2 separate regions of the Homo sapiens genome follow, and region 1 is linked to region 2. The links are chromatin loops, found by intact Hi-C in ENCODE. Cell type or tissue: endothelial cell of umbilical vein. All regions are shown on one strand. Each heading gives the region's core, and the rest is flanking DNA. Links, peaks and the distances in the headings are about the cores only. Region 1 has its middle 23 kb from the start of MSN. Region 2 overlaps MSN (moesin).

What was found. A loop is a pair of places that touch in the nucleus more often than their neighbours do. Peaks named below come from ENCODE experiments on the same cell type or tissue, not always from the same donor. Only the 100,000 strongest peaks of a DNase experiment are listed, where the experiment ranks them.
Region 1: it touches region 2 in a loop (4-fold over the local background); 7 of 110 quality-filtered maps call a loop at or near these places.

The regions. Positions count from the first base shown.
Region 1 is chrX:65,640,569-65,648,904 of GRCh38, reverse strand. It overlaps a transcript of MSN not described here. Among named protein-coding and RNA genes, the nearest start is that of MSN, 23 kb to the left of the region's middle. In endothelial cell of umbilical vein, for the core only: no CTCF peak of the experiment used is centred there; a DNase peak (open chromatin) is centred at 3,854; H3K27ac peaks cover 938 bases.
Region 2 is chrX:65,701,364-65,709,699 of GRCh38, reverse strand. The region is part of intron 1 of MSN (moesin); the gene reads right to left. Among named protein-coding and RNA genes, the nearest start is that of MSN, 38 kb to the right of the region's middle. RefSeq lists an enhancer at 3,055-3,114 and a silencer at 5,373-5,545. In endothelial cell of umbilical vein, for the core only: a CTCF peak has its summit at 5,614 (motif pointing right); DNase peaks (open chromatin) are centred at 3,289, 3,519 and 5,599; H3K27ac peaks cover 4,714 bases.

The DNA.
Region 1 (8,336 bases), core at 223-8,222, 61 kb after region 2:
TTATTTATTTTATTTATTTTATTTTATTTTATTTTAATCTTTGAGATGGAGGCTCACACTGTCACCCAGGCTGGAGTGCAGTGTCATGATCTCGGCTCACTGCAACTTCCGCCTCCCAGGTTCAAGCGATTCTCCTGCCTCAGCCTCCCAAGTAGCTGGGATTACAAGTGCGTGCCACCACGCCTGGCTAATTTTTAGTAGAGACGGGGTTTCACCGTGTTAGCCAGGATGGTCTTGATCTTCTGACCTCGTGATCCACCCATCTCGGCCTCCCAAAGTGCTGGGATTACAGGCGTGGGCCACCACGTCCAGTCCTCTCTTTTATTTATTTTTTATTTTTACTTTTATTTTTGAGACGGAGTCTCTCTCTGTTGCCCAGGCTGGAGTGCAGTGGCACGATCTTGGCTCACTGCAACCTCTGCCTCCCAGATTCAAGCAATTCTCCTGCCTCAGCCTCCCAAGTAGCTGAGATCACAGGCGCCCACGACCACGCCCGGCTAATTTTTGTATTTTTAGTAGAGAAGGGGTTTCACCACGTTGGCCAGGCTGGTCTTGAACTCCTGACCTCAGGCGATCTGCCCACGTCGGCCTCCCAAAGTGCTGGGATTACAGGCGTGAGCCACCGCGCCTCCCAAAGTGTTGGGATTAAATGCATGAGTGACCACTCCAGGCCTCAAAAACCCTTCTGATCATTCCTCTCCTCAAACTTGTCCCCTTCCAGAGATCTAAGAGTCATCTTTAATATCTTCTTTTTCCTCACGCCCCCCCCACCCCCTCCAGCCATTTCAACCCACTGCTAAGTTCTATCAATGAGCCATTCTAAAAACTTTCAAATCTGTCTGCTTCTCTCTATGTCCACTGCCACTACCCTGGTCCCAGCCCAGTCGAATGGACAACTACATCAGGTTCCTAACTGATTTTCCCACATCCTTTTTGGCTCTCCTCCATCCATTTGTCCACAAAGAAGCCAGAGAAATATTTTCAATATGCAAAATCATGTCATTCTCCAGCTTAAAAACCTTCAATGGCTTCTCCCCTGTGCTTTTATGATGAAAAGAATCGTTGTCATGGCCTTTAAAAGGCATTTATGGTATGGCTCCTACCTATTTCTCTAGCCTCTCTCTACCAACTCTCTCTGTCACTGCTTGCATTCCAGCCACACTAGCCATTTTTCCATCTCTAAAATGTGTTATGCTTCCTCCAATCCATCCCCCATGAAGGTCTTTGCATACTATGCATTCTGCAGGGGAGCACATGTTTCCCCACCTTCACCATTTACCTAGTTAACACCAATTCAATCCTTCCTTTAGATCAAATATCACTACTTGTGGAACTCTCTAAAACCCACCATATGTCAGGATCCCTACCACATGTCCTTAGAGAACTAACCACCTGGCTGGGTGCAGTGGCTTACGCCTGTAATCCCAGCACTTTGGGAAGCCGAGGTGGGCGGATCACGAGGTCAGGAGTTCGAGACCAGCCTGGCCAACATGGCAAAATCCCACCTCTACTAAAAATCCAAAAAATTAGCTGGGTGTGGTGGCAGGCACCTGTAATCCCAGCTGCTTGGGAGGCTGAGGCAGGAGAATTGCTTGAACCCGGGAGGTGGAGGTTGCAGTGAGCCGAGATCACGCCATTGCACTCCAACCTGGATGACAGTGCAAGACTCCATCTCAAAAAAAAAAAAAAAAAGAGATAGAGCAAACTAACCACCTTTCCTCCATAGAACTTACTAACTTACTACAGTTTGCAAATATACAATTATTTGAGTCTTGAGTTGATTAATGTCTGTCTCCCCAAGTAAACCATAAGTTTCATTAAGGCAGGAACAGTGTTTGCTTTTTATCTCTATTGAAAACCAGTGTCTATAATAAGAGTGAATGAGAGGTGGTGAATTCACAAAGGGCCTTGTACCTCATACTAGGGTTTGTTTTTTTGTTTTGTTTTGTTTTGTTTTGAGATGGAGCTTCACTCTTGTTGCCCAGGCTGGAGTGCAATGGTGCGATCTCGGCTCACCACAACCTCCGCTCCCCGGGTTCAAGAGATTCTCCTGCCTCAGCCTCTCGAGTAGCTGGGATTACAGGCATGCACCACCACACCCATCTAATTTATTGTATTTTTAGTAGAGATGGGGTTTCTCCATGTTGGACAGGCTGGTCTTGAACTTCCGACCTCAGGTGATCAGCCCGCCTTGGCCTCCCAAAGTGCTGGGATTACAAGCGTGAGCCACCACGCCCGGCCATACTAGGGGTCTTGAATGTTATCCTCGGGATAATGAGAAACTGCTTATAGTTTTAAAGCAGGGAAGTGACTTGATCAGGTTTTTGTTTTTAGAAAAGATAATGTCACATGCCAAAGGAAGACAGAATTGAGGGGATGAGATGAGATGGGGGATATAGAACTCAGTTTGGAAGCCATTGTAACAGCTCAGGCAAAAAATAATGAGGATGTGAGCTATGTTATCGTTATCTCCTCTGGGCCAGCTATCTCTCAACTCATTCATCTCTCAACTCATTCCACAAATGATTTGAAGTAACTCACCACAAGAAAGCAATAAAATTGTAAAATTAAATAAACACAACTTTAAAATCAGGATGAGAGAAGTGAAGATCAGGAAGTTAAAACTGAGGAACCCTGTTGAGGGGAGAAATGAAAGAGGAGAAATTATTAACAATAGAGTACAGACATGGAAGCCACAGGTCACATGCAACTGAGCTGTGAAAAGGGACACCCAGTTTTTATTGAACAAAAGGAAAAGATATACTCATGCTTCAGTTATGGACTTGGATGGTAGTAGAGGTTGAATATTCATTATCCAATATGCTTGAAACCAGAAGTGTTTTGAAATTATGATTTTTCCAAATTTTGGAATATTTGCATTATACAAATTGAGCATCTCTAATCCAAAAATCCAGAATTCAAAATGCTTCAAAATCTGAAACTTTTTGAGTGCCAACTTTTCGGATTAGGGATACTAGACCTATATTAGAAATGGGGAGAAGAGGATAAATTTGAGGGATTAAAGAGGTATTACAGAACAGATAGGAATTAGTGATTAGAAGCCCTATAATAGTACCAACTTGCGGAGCAGAAGGAAGAGAATGAAGTTTTTGGACATGGTGAATTTGAGGTACCCATGAACCATCAAGGTGGAGGCAGCTGGGCAGTTTTATCTCAATGTTTCCTCCTTCATCCCTGCTCTGTTTCACCTCACCAAGCGTTTCCTCTATGTTGGAGCCACACCTAAGCATTTCCACATAGATTCAAAGTTCTGTGTCTTTGAGCCTTCTGCTCCTCAGTTTTATAATCTTTTTCCACTTGACCAACTCATACTCACTCTTCACAATACAAGTCAAATGTCATTTTCTGAGAAAAGAAAAGCTGTCCCCCTCACCACCACCCCCGCCCCGCCTACAGAAACTCCCTTTCTTCTCTGTGCCCCCGCAATGCTTTGGACACTCAACTCCCGACAAACATGCTTTAGGGAAAATCCATGGGAGCAGAAAGAAAGGAAAATCTGTGCTATCGAGACCTGGGAGTAGGAGGGTTCATTACATGAAGCCCAGAAGAGAGGTAGGAAAAACTCCACTGATACAGATGAGAGCAATAAGCAAAGCAGAGACCTTGAGGGATGCATTGTCAGAGGCCAGCTATCAGCTATCAGAAGCGAGGAGGGTCCTGATAGCTCCAGGCTCAGAGCAGCCTGGGAAGCACACTTGGGGAAGGATAGCCTGAAGGCCTGCCAGCCTAGGCCTGGAGTCTACATGGCTCAGCCTAAACCAAGCCCAGACAGGGGAGGGTGGGGCTGGGCCTCCTCCCAGCCCAGTAGCCCAGGGATGACTCAGGGCTTGGCATCAGCTCCAGTACTTGGCAGTTTGTGCTAGAAGAGTGATTGTTAGCTCTGTTCTGAGATTGGGGGTAACTCTAACTTTTCCATTGTTTTTAAAATCCCCCTCTGTTTGCCCTGGAGTTATGAGTGGCTATTTAAATCCCTTCATGGTGTTCTGACACCTACAGGGAAAAGTCCAAATTCCTTAACAGGGCATATATGATCAGTCTCATCTCTTGTCCCATCACCCTGCTCTCCAGTAATCCCAAGCCCTGGATTGGACTGAAAAGCCATGTTGTCTGCCTCCTCTGGGTCATTGGACATGTTTCCACTGCCTAGAATGTCATTCCCCTAATGGCTTCCCCCACTTACCAGGAGAACTATTACTTTTATTCTAGTCTCAGCTCACCTCATCTGAGAAGTCCCTGACCATAGCTGCTTCCTCAGTCTGAATTTGATTCCCCCTGCCCTGAGCTGCCACTGTCCCTTGAGCTTCCTTTTTTCTTTGTACTCAAATAGTATTTGTGGGATAAATAAAACATAATGTCCTTTTTATGGGATTATGGGGGTCAGAGAGGTGGTTGGTCAGTGATACGCAGTTCTGAGACGACGGAGCTGGGCATAATGATGTGCTAAGTTTGAACCCCAGCTCTGCCACTAATAAACTGTATGATCTTGAATCAGTTATTTTACCTCTCTAGGCCTCCATCTTTCCATCTGTTTGATGGTGGGATAGGACTAAGAAGTGTCTATGGTCCCTTCCAGCTCTGATATCCTAGGATTTAGGGGAAAAGGTAAAGGAACTCATGGGAGAGAAGGAAAGAATATATGAAAGCCAGCCTACCACCACAAAGGATGTTACAGATTTAATTGGCAAGCATCCTGTGACCTTTTCAGCCTGGCAGGTACTGCTTATTATTTATAACATTCCATCCTGAAGTGCTATACATATCACTGAGCCCTTTTGCTAATGTTATTCCATTTTGCAGCAGCCAGTGAGAGAGGCAGAACAAGGATTTAAAAGCTGGCCCCATTTTACAGAAGAGAAAACTGAGGGAGAGAAAAAAGTGGTTGTCCCAATCAGTGCTCAAATAACTTAAGGTCTAAATACTTGCAGTCACCCTGTGTAGGGTGACCAACATTTCCAGTTTGCTGGGAATGCAGAACTTTCCGTTTCAAAACCAGGAAAGTCCCAGGCAAACCAGAAAGTTAGGTCACCTTACATAGGTAATTAGCTTTCCAGCCCTCAATCACCCTTGAGACAATGGGTTGTAGCCAGGGAGCAATGGAGTAATACCATACCTTCCCAGTGGGTCCCACCTGACAGGGGACCAAGAAGCTAATCCAGCCCCTTTTTCTTCTCCCTCAAACTAGATTACATCTAACTAGGCTTCTCTTGGTTTAGTGATTCATAGCCCTGGCTGCACATTAGAATCACTTGGGAAGTTTTATAAAAACAACTATATCTGGACACCACCCCAGGCCAATTAAATTAGAACTTTCTAGCTTGAGTACAGTTGCTAGAACTTTCTAGCATCAATATTTTTAAAAGCTCTCTGGGTGATTCGAATGTGCGCTGGGCCTAGGAACTATGGAGCCTAGCTGGTTCTAAGATTTAACCACAGAGTACTTGGGCCCTTGAATAGAAAAACCCCTCCCCAAACGTCTCCTCCCACTCTTGCCTTGCCCAGCCTCCCAGCCTACAAATCTTCCTCTAGACACTCAGAAGCAGTCCTGTGCAGAATACAGAAGCCCTTCCCTACCCCTCCCCTTTCCTGGCAGCTTAAGGTGATCCTCTTCCCGGAATCATTGGCATTTTTGCAAAGGAATTTTGGAAAGCATTCAAGATTCAAAGTACAAAGCACTAATGAAAAATCAGACATTGGGGAGGTATCTTGAAACAAGGGAATAGGTCTAGTGCCCTTGGGAATCACACCACCTAGGTAACCACCTACCTATTCACCCTAATAACAGAGCCAATTTAAGCTCTCTGACTCAGAAGAAGGGAAGAGGAGGGAGGAATTCTAATCTAAGGGCTAGAAGACCTGCAGTTTCCACAGGTCAGATGCTCTGAGATAAGGGAGAAGCGAGTGGGATGGGGTGGCTAGGGAGGGGAGATCTCTCTGAGGGGATAGGGGTGGGAAGCTAAGCTGACTGGCCTTTGCTCTAACTCACAGCAGATCCCATTGGTTTTTTTTCCCTGAGGCCCCTGCCCTTGACTTTCCCATCAGCCTCAGGCAGGCCATGCACGTCCACATTTGTCAAGTCTGAGCCTCTCAAAAACTAGAAAAGAATGGACTCAGAGGTCATCTAACTCCCTGACCATCTCCTTACACACCTTCAGTGATGAGAAGCTCACTCCCAGTCCCTAGCTAGACAGCCTACTCAATCACAGGAGAGCTAGGGATTCAAAGAGCTGCATTTATATAAGTCAAAATCAGTTTCCCTGAGATTTACATTCTCTCTGGCCCAGATCCTTCAACTGTTTCCCTGACTTGAGTTCCACTCCCTCTCAGCCTACTTGCTTCCCTCTGGACAGACTCCAGTTTGTCACTTGTTTGTGTGACTTGTCTATGACTTGTGTCGCTTTGTGTGGTATGCCATGCCCAAACCTGGACCCTGGCGGACTCTGCCCAATGTACCTCCTTTCTTCCAAAATAATATATTTATTAGTATAATCCAGGATAACACACACACACACACACACACACACACACACACACACCATAATGTACACTCTACATTCTGGTTTATAACCTGCTTTTTTTCACTCAACAGTATTCTTGGGCATCTTTGCATGCCAATTAATATAGGTCTATTTCACCATTTTATGTGGCTTCATAGTGTTTCATTGCATGGATGTATTATAGTTTATTTAACCATTCTGCTAACAAAGGACACTGAGTTGTTTTCGTTTCTTTCTTTTTTTTTTTTTTTTTTTGAGATGGAGTTTCGCTCTTGTTGCCCAGGCTAGAGTGCAATGGCACACTCTCGGCTCACCGCAACCTCCGCCTTCTAGGTTCAAGCGATTCTCCTGCCTCAGCCTCCCGAGTAGCTGGGATTACAGGCATTCACCACCACACCCAGCTAATTTTGTATTTTTGGTAGAGACAGGGTTTCTCCATGTTGGTCACGCTGGTCTCGAACTCCCAACCTCAGGTGATCCACCTGCCTTGGCCTCCCAAAGTGCTGGGACTACAGGCATGAGCCACCGCGCCCGGCCAACACTGAGTTGTTTTCAATTTTACACTATCAAACAATTTTATGATAAATAACCTTAGGCATATATTTCTACACGCTTAGCTATATTTATTCCTCAGTAAACAAATTTTAAATTTTGATACATGATTTCAGTCTCCAGAGACAGTTTTCTAGCTTCCATTTCCATGAGAAATGGATACAAGAGCTATTATCCCCACATGCTCATCAACACTTGGTATCATCAGTCATTTTACTCTCTGTCAATATGCTAAAATATATATATATATATATATATATATATATATATATATATATATATATATACTTCACTTTTTTTTTTTTTTTGAGACCGAGTCTCACTCTGTTGCCCAGGCTGGAGTGCAGTGGCGTGATCTCGGCTCACTGAAACCTCTGCCTCCCAGGCTCAAGTGATTCTCCTGCCTCAGCCTCCCGAGTAGCTGGGATTACAGGCGCACACCTCCATGCCCAGCTAATTTTTGTATTTTTAGTAGAGACGGGGTTTTGCCATGTTTGCCACGCTGGTCTCAAACTCCTGACCTCAAGTGATCTGCCTGCCTTGGCCTCCCAAAGTGCTGGGATTACAGGCGTGAGCAACCACACCCAGCCTATCATTTGTCTTTTGAATTTGCTTTAACTTTTGCAACACAAAATAATTTTTATTTTACATTTATGTAGTCAACTGTACCACTAAAATAATACTTATTTTATTATTTCTGTCTTATGCCAAGATTTATTTATTTATTTATAGACAGATTCTTGCTCTGTCCCCCAGGCTGGAGTGCAATGGCGCGACCTTGGCTCACTGCAACCTCCGCCTCCCGGGTTCAAGCAATTCTCGTTCCTTAGCCTTCCAAGAAGCTGGAATTACAGGCATGAGCCACCACGCCCAGCTAATTTTTGTATTCTTAGTAGAGACAGAGTTTTGCCATGTTGCCCAGGCTGATCTGGGACTCCTGGCCTCAAGCAATCTGCCCACCTCGGCCTCTCAAAGTGCTGAGATTACAGATGTGAGCCACTGCGCCTGGCTCTGTGCTAAGATTATAAAATTATTAATACATATTTCCTTCTAGTACATTTAGGCTATCATACCTTTCCTCCTTTCTCTGCCCTCCATCAGAACTCACCATCTGCTACCCACTCCCCTCTGCTTCCTACTAGACTGATAAATTAAAGCTGATAAACTGAGATATGATAATATCAGGCCACGGAGTATGCTGTTCTGATATTTTAATAGTGAATTATTGGAGAAGCTAGTGTTATCCCACAGAAGTATCTCTCTAACGGT
Region 2 (8,336 bases), core at 106-8,105:
CACTGATCAAGGGTGAAGCCCAGTGCTGGCCCAAAGTACGTAATCAAATATTCGTTAAACAAATATTTATTAAATAAATCAATTGGTAAAGAAGGGCCCATCCTGAGTGATGAATAAGCATGTCAGAGAGGCTAGGGTTGGCCATGCTTCCTCCCTCGTAGAGGATCACCCTGGTAAAAGGGCTCTACTAAAATCAGAAGGTGTGAGCTGAAACCCAACCAGAACCTGTTTTTTCTGAATCTCTACTCAGGGTTTCTGCCATTCCACTATGGCTTCTTCCCCAGGGATAGCAGCCTGAGGTTTCCTGAACTTCAATGTGGAGATAAATAATTTTGGGTTTTTAAAAAGTTGGAAAGAAAAACAAACACAAAAGAATTCCCATTCCTGTCTCCACTTAACTCAGAAGCAAATGTGAGTCCTGTTAGCAGCACTGTAAACCAGTACAACCACTGTGGACAACAGTATGGAGGTTTCTCAGAAAACTAAAAATAGGACTACCATATGATCCAGCAATCCCACTACTAGCCATTTATTTATCCAAAGGAAAAAAAATCAGTATATCCAAGAGATATCTGCACCCTCGTGTTTACTGCATCACTACATCACAATAGCCAAGATATGGAATCAACCCAAGTGTCCAAAACCAGATGAATGGATAAGGAAAATGTGGCATATATACATAATGGAATATTATTCAGCCATAAAAAATGAAATCCTGGCCAGGCACAGTGGCTCATGCCTGTAATCCCAACACTTTGGGTGGCTGAGATGGGCAGATCACCTGAAGTCAGGAGTTCAAGACCAGCCTGGCCAACACAGCAAAACCCCGTCTCTACTAAAACTACAAAAATTAGCCAGGTGTGATGGCGTGTGCCTGTAATCCCAGCTACTCAGGAGGCTGAGGCAGGAGAATCTCTTGAACCCGAGAGGCGGAGGTTGCAGTGAGCCAAGATCATGCCACTGCACTCCAGCCTGGGCAACAGAGCAAGACTCCGTCTCAAAATAAATAAATAAATAAATAAAAATCCTGTCATTTGCAGCAACATGGATGAGCCTGAAGGACATTATGTTAAGTGAAATAAGCCAGGCACAGAAAGTTAAACACCCCGCCAAGCACGGTGGCTCACACCTGTAATCCCCGCACTTTGAGAGGCCAATGTGGGCGGATCACCTGAGGTCAGGAGTTCAAGACCAGCTTGGCCAACATGGCAAAACCCCATCTCTACTAAAAATACAAAAATTAGCTGGGCATGGTGGCACACACCTGTAATCCCAGCTACTCGGGAGGCTGAAGCAGGAGAATCGCTTAAACCTGGGAGGCAGAGGTTGCAGTGAGCCAAGATCATGCCACTGCACTCCAGCCTGGGCAACATAGTGAGACCCTGTCTCACAAAAAGAAATGATAAATGTTTGAGATGGTGAGTATGCTAATTACTCTGATCTGATCACTATATATTGTATATATCAAAACACTGCTATGTACCCCATAAATATGTACAATTTATGTATGCATTTATTATGATGTGTCAGGTTAAAAAAATCAAAATTAGGCTGGGTACAGCAGCTCACACCTGTAAATCCCAACACTTTGGGAGACCAAGGTGGGAGGACAGCTTGAAGCCAGAAGCTAGAGATCATCCTGGGCAATATAGCAAGACCATCTCTATTTAAAAAAAAAAATCAAGTTAAAAAATAATAAAAATTTTAAAATTAAAAATTAGAAAAAAACTAAGTCATGAGGACAAGGCCATTGGTCTATGCTCTCCTGTTTTCTGTGTACGTGTCAGAGGTAGCAGGGAGTAAGGGTAGTAACAGCTGGGGCCTGAAAGTGATAGATAGGATAGAAGTCCTGATCAAAGAAGGTCCCTTTGTTCTCTCTTAGATTAATCAGGGATTCAAGAGTGCAAGATGGGCTGCAGGCCCAGACCCACTGCCACAGAGGGCCCACTGGATGCTCACCCTTAGTAGGCACCCATGGTCTTCTTTTCGGGCCTAGACGCTGCTCTCTCCCTAAAGAGAAGACAGTGGTCTTGTTTGGGAGGAAAGAACCTAAAAATGAAGTTTCCAAAGTTGGCAGAAAATTCCCAGCCAGTCCTTCAGTTTGACAGGAATACAGGAGCTGACCCGGATGGGGTAGCATTTCAAGATGTAGTCCCCAGAAGAGAACTGTTTATATGCCTAGATCCCTGCCTAAGCCAGGCCCTGAGGATCTAGGCACAGCATGAGGTTAAAGACTGTGTCTCAGAAGAACATTAAGGTTTGAAGGAACAATAACAAAATGTCTGCATGTGTGTTTGGGGAAGGAGGAGTGTCATCCTCTCACATGCACTGGCCCTCCCACCTGTTGCCCAAGAACAATAAGCCCACTGTTATTTACTGAGCAATTCAACATAGACGCTTCCCACACCAAGCACTTCACTAAGCACAAACAAACTCATCTCGGTGGTACACTGTCCAAAGCCTTCAACAAACTGGGTTCTCTCTCATGTCTCCAGTTAGCTGGGCTGAGACACAAAAGTAACCAGGCCAGATGCTACCTCTGTCTTGGCACCAGCAGCTGAGAGGTACTTTGGTGTCTGGGCCTGCCAGTTTCAAATAAGCAACCCTCTCTTTGCCTATCATCAGAAGCACCCAGGTGAGCTGTAGCCCAGCTACAGCAAAAGGGATTAGCAATGGTTTCCCCTCACCTACCCCATGTCACTGAACTATAAGATGGCTCTTTCCTGGAGAGAAGTTTGGAAGAGTCAGAGAGAAAAGCAGAGAGTAAGTCAAATAATTACAAGTAACTTGCCTGGAGCATGGACCTCCGAGCTGAGGGGATGAACATTACCATCCCCACTTCATAGATGAGAAAACTGAAGTGCATAGAGGCAGGTGACAGAAGGATGGAAATGAACACTTACTGAATGCCAACAATGTGTCGGCCTCATCACACACAGTCTCACTTAACATCACTGAGGTCACATTTACTCAGCCAACAAGTAGTGGAGGCGGGTCTTCTGGACATTCCTGGAGCTCCTTCCACAACTCCACCCACCTCTCCTGTCATGTTGTCTTCAGACACTGGCTTGGCAACTATTTTGGCTAAGACTCAAACATTCTGGCATAGGAAGCCTGGGCACATCTGGGAAGCACTGCTTGGGAAGGTCCCCTTGTCTCACTGGGGCAGAGGTTGTGAGTCAGCCCAGTTGGGTCTGAGCTCAATGACCTCATTTCCACCTGCCACCTCCCCAGGGGGCCACCCCTGCTGGGCTTTCAGTGGGGCTGCTGGTGTAGAGAAGAAGGCAAGTATAAGTGGGGCAGGGGAGCCAGAAGAAGGATGTGCCCTACCAACGCAATCCCAGAGTTCTAGTATCTTCCTTGGCCAGAGAATAGTCATCACAGCGTCACTCACACTGCCTTCATCAGGTCGGAAGCTAAACTCCATTGTTTAGGCTCCAGTTCCCACCATTTCCTGCTACTAAGAGTGGGGCCAAGGCAGGGCAGGGCAGGTCCTGGTCTGTTTTGCCTCTCTGGATGACAGCACTGTCTCAACTAGCTTTTTTCCATAAGAGGGAAAACAAGGTTTGCTTTGAATCTTTAGCCTAGGGGCCATTCTGCTCCTCCTCCTCTTCCTTCACTGACTAACTCACTTCTCAGCAAGTCAGCCTCTTCCCTGTTGACTTGGAAGTGGTAACTGGTACAGTTATCTGCTAGGACCTCTTCCAGACTCTCAATACAGCCCATAAAACCTGACTGGGGTTAACCTTTCCTATGCCTGTGCCTTTTCCCAGTAGCTTCTAGAAAGGAGAACAACACCCAACCTCACTCACACCTTAATGGGTTAGCAGTATTTCTTCAACCACTCCAACTGCTCCAGAGGGCGTCAGAGACAAGGGTCCCCTTTCATTTGTTTTGACCCAGCCCTGTCATCCGAAGCTCCTCAAGAAGCATTTCAACTGGAAGACAAGGGCACACTGGAAACTGAGAGTTACTCCTCCAATTACCATATGTGTGAGGGTTAGCAATGGAAATATAACCACCTTGTCCCTGTGGGAGCAGAGTTCAGGTCAGAGGTGAAAATTGAAAGAAAAAAATCAGAAACAGTGATGTCACTTTAGCAAGTTAGTTTCTTCGTTAATCCAGCCGTAATTGCATGGCCTTTTGTTCAACCTCAGGCCCAGGTAAACCCCTCTTGTTTTTCTCTCCACACGTGAAAGTCAGGAAGAAAACCATCTGCTTAGTGTCTGAACCTAACTTCAGTTCTTACTTTCAAAATCACCTTAGCCAAACCATACCCCCAGGGCAAATACTCTCCAGCCCCAACTCATCTCTCCTTCTTAGGCACATGGGCTGACACACCAGCTCCTTAGCATGGCCATTCCTCTTTTTACATTTTCTCATTATTTCAACCCATGCATCCTAGAATCTCATATGGCTTCTCCCTTCTGAACTTCAACTTGTCCTCTAAGAAAATAAACAGTCCAGAATCCCAAACTGTCAGACCTGAAAAAGACGTCAGAGATCACTCGATTCGAACCTTGCAACATACAGCTGGGGAAACTGAGGTCCAAAGAAAGGTAGGCACTGGCCCAGAGCCACACAGCTGCTAGGCAGTGTGGGAGGAGGGGCTAAAAACCTGGCTTTTGAGGCTGGGCGCGGTGGCTCACACTTGTAATCCCAGCACTTTGGGAGGCCAAGGTGGGAGGATCACCTGAGGTCAGGAGTTCGAGACCAGCCTGACCAATATGGTGACATCCTGTTTCTCCTAAAAATACAAAAAATTAGCCAGGCATGGTGTTGTGTGCCTGTTGTCCCAGCTACTAGGGCGGCTGAGACAGGAAAATTGCTTGAACCCGGGAAGCGGAGATTGCAGTGAGCCAAGATTGCGCCACTGCACTCCAGCCTGGGTGACGGAGCAAGACTCCATCTCAAAAAAAAAAAAAAAACCTGGCTTTTGATCCACTAGCCTATTTAGTAAGCCATAGTGCCAGCCTGACATTTAGAAAACAGTAGATACTTCAAGCATACTATTATTGATCTAAAAAAAAAACTATGTGGAGGAGGCTGGATCAATTTGTTTCCGTGAAAAACTCCAAGCTGGCACTGCTTGGAAGTTTAGCTTTCAACAGAGGGCAGGCCTAACTTTCAGGATCTGAGACAATCACCACCACCCATTCTAGGGAGACTAAATATTTTATAACACCATGGAAGGAGAACTCAGAGAGCCCTGTTTCCAGAACTGTTTTCTTTGGAAAAACTTGAATAGCAACTGGTTGGGAAGGCCCCCAGTAATAGGCATAGCCAAGACTCAAGCTGGGGATTGAGGAGGGCACAGAGCAGAGAAAGAGGAAGGGAATTTGAGTAATGGGTTCATATCCAGGCAGCCAAGAACAACAGATTCCTTCAACTCCCATAAAACTTCAAAGCTGCTGAAATAAAAGAAGTGCAGACCCATCATTAATAAAGTAAGTCTCCAGATGGGCAAAGCCCCTATCCGGGGCCACACCTAGCTGGGCTTCACTCTTTAGCGTCACTTTCCTGCTTGACCCAGCTTCCTGCCAGCAAGTTTTACAGGAAGTATTTGTAGACTGGAAACTGACCATTTTTGGCTGCCTGAATATGCCAGCTCTGCCCAGGGTGCCAGAAGAGGGCTCTATTCCCTCTGCTTAGGAACAGACTCCAGCAACCTCCAGCATCATACTTCTGAAGCACACTGGAGCTGATCCAAACCCAAACTTGGGTTCCATCTATTGCTCATGGGAATGTTAAAACTGCTGAAGCCAGGATTAGTCAAATATGCAGTTGCAGGGGGACGCTTCTGGCCCTAATCAAAAAGCTCTGTTTCCAGCTGAGCGTGGTGGCTCATGCCTGTAATCCCAGCACTTTGGGAGGGTGAGGCAAGCAGACCGCTTGAGCCCAGTTAAAGACCAGCCTGGGCAAAATGGCGAAATTCTGTCTCTACAAAAAGTACAAAAATTAGCTGGGCATGGTGGCGCACGCCTGTAGTCCCAGCTACTAATACTTACTTAGGAGGCTGAGGCATGAGAATCGCTTGCTTCAACACAGGAGGCAGAGGTTGCAGTGAGCCAAAATCTTGCCACTGCACTCTATCCTGTGCAACAGAGAGAGATCCTGTCAAAAAAAAACAAAAAACAAAAAACCTCTGTTTTCAACCCCAGGGGTAGGCTAAGGTTGGCTTCCTACCTACCTTGCTGGTAAGCTAAGAACCAAATCTAGTATCTGGGAAACCCACAGAAAACCCAGGAGCCCTTGTCCTGGAAATAATGGTCTCAGCATTTTGAGCTTTGGAGCCTTTTTGACCTTCCTCTTTCTAAAATTCAGTTTCCTAATCTATAAAACGGGTCTAATAATATCGACCTCAGTACAGGGTTATTGGGAGATTTAAGTTAACATAACAGACATGTTTGACACTGGAGGAAGAAAATAATTGAACAGTAATAAAAATAAAAATAATAATAATAATAGACATGAAAGTACTTGACACATCATAAGTAGAATGTGATGATTACTAATCCCTCCCCTTTTAGCCATATTATGACGAATATCCTACCTGTCAGGAATAATTTAAAACAAAAACCTGTTTCACTACAGAGGGCTAGGGGCTGCCCAAGAAGACCTCTAAAGAGCCCTTCTAGCATAAAGGACTCTCACTTTCAGGGAAAACTAAAAGGTGATTACATTTCTAGTTGGCAAGACAATGTGAAACCATGCACAACAGTTAAATACACATGTATTCCAGCATTATTTTAAATATTTTATCTCTTGAGAGAGATGGGGATTTCCTCCCCAAGAAGCAGAATCCTATGGAAAGGCAGAGCACAACACAGCACCTATGCTGCCTTATTATTTTCAAAGGCTGCCTGATCTTCCTTCCTTATTCTGGACTCTGCCTTGCCATTTTCTCCAGTTATGTCCCATTAACACACACAAGTCTGCAACCCTCAACACAACCCACTGGGACCTCCAAACTCCCTCAGATGGTATCCAGAAGATCACAAACTGTTTTTGTTTTGTTTTGTTTTGTTTTGTTTTAGACAGAGTCTCACTCTGTCACCCAGGCTGGAGTGCAATGGCGTGATCTTGGCTCACTGCAACCCCCGTCTCCCGGGTTCAAGCAATTCCCCTGCTTCAGCCTCCCAAGTAGCTGCAATTACAGGCACCCACCACTATGTCTGGCTAATTTTTGTATTTTTAGTAGAGAAGGGGTTTCACCCTGTTGTCCAGGCTGGTCTTGAACTCCTGGCCTTAAGTGATTCGACCGCCTTTGCCTCCCAAAGTGCTGCGATTACAGGCGTGAGCCACCACGCCTGGCCTGGGATGGTGTTAATATGACTAGAGGGATGTCTGATAGAAGGGAAACACAGCAAGTAAAGAGCAACTGAAAGGCCGGGTGCGGTGGCTCACGCCTGTAATCCCAACACTTTGGGAGGCCAAGGCGGGCAGATCACTTGAGGCCAGGAGTTCAAGACCAGCCTGGCCAACATGGTGAAACCCCGTCTCTACTAAAAATACAAAAATTAGCCAGGTGTAGCGGTGCATTCTTGTAGTCCCAGCTACTTGGGAGGCTGAGGAAGGAGAATCGCTTGAACCCGGGAGGCAGAGGTTGCAGTGAGCCGAGATTGCACCACTGTCCTGCAGCATGGGCGACAGGCGACAGAGGAAGACTCCGTCTCAAAAAAAAAAAAAAAAGCCAATTGAATACGGTCCACATCCACAAAAGATCAAGGATGCAAGGATGCAGTCAGTTCTGCTACTGCCCTCAAATCCCTCTGCACCTTGGCCTCCCTATTTGTAAAGTAGTGCAGGGATTATCCCTGCTCCTCCCTACCTAAAATCATCACTACACACCATCACATACACCACTGTGCACTAAAGTAATGTCTCTGTAGTAAGAGGAACATAGCTTTGTATTCTGAAAACCTGATCTCAAGATCCAGGTCTACCAATAATAAACCATGAACTCTTAAATTTCAACTTGTAACGTGGGCATAATGATGCCACCATGGCAGGAGTGTTGTGCAGTGCTTAATGAGGTATATCCCAAACTTAGCTTACCATAAGAATTTGGCACTGGTCAAAAAGTCCAGACTTCTGGACACCACCCCAAGCTTACTGAAATGGACTCTCCAGAGAAGACGCTGGGGAATTAGCATTTTAACAAATGCCTCAGGTGATTCTTTCCATCTGAAAAGTTCAAAGAAACAACACATGGCCTTGATGCTGTTGAAATGAGAGAACAGGACCAGGGATCTCTGGTCATCCAAAATGCTTTCTGGCCCAGAGATCCCCATGACAGGAACCTTGAGGTTAGCACCCAGCAAAGTAAGGTCTGC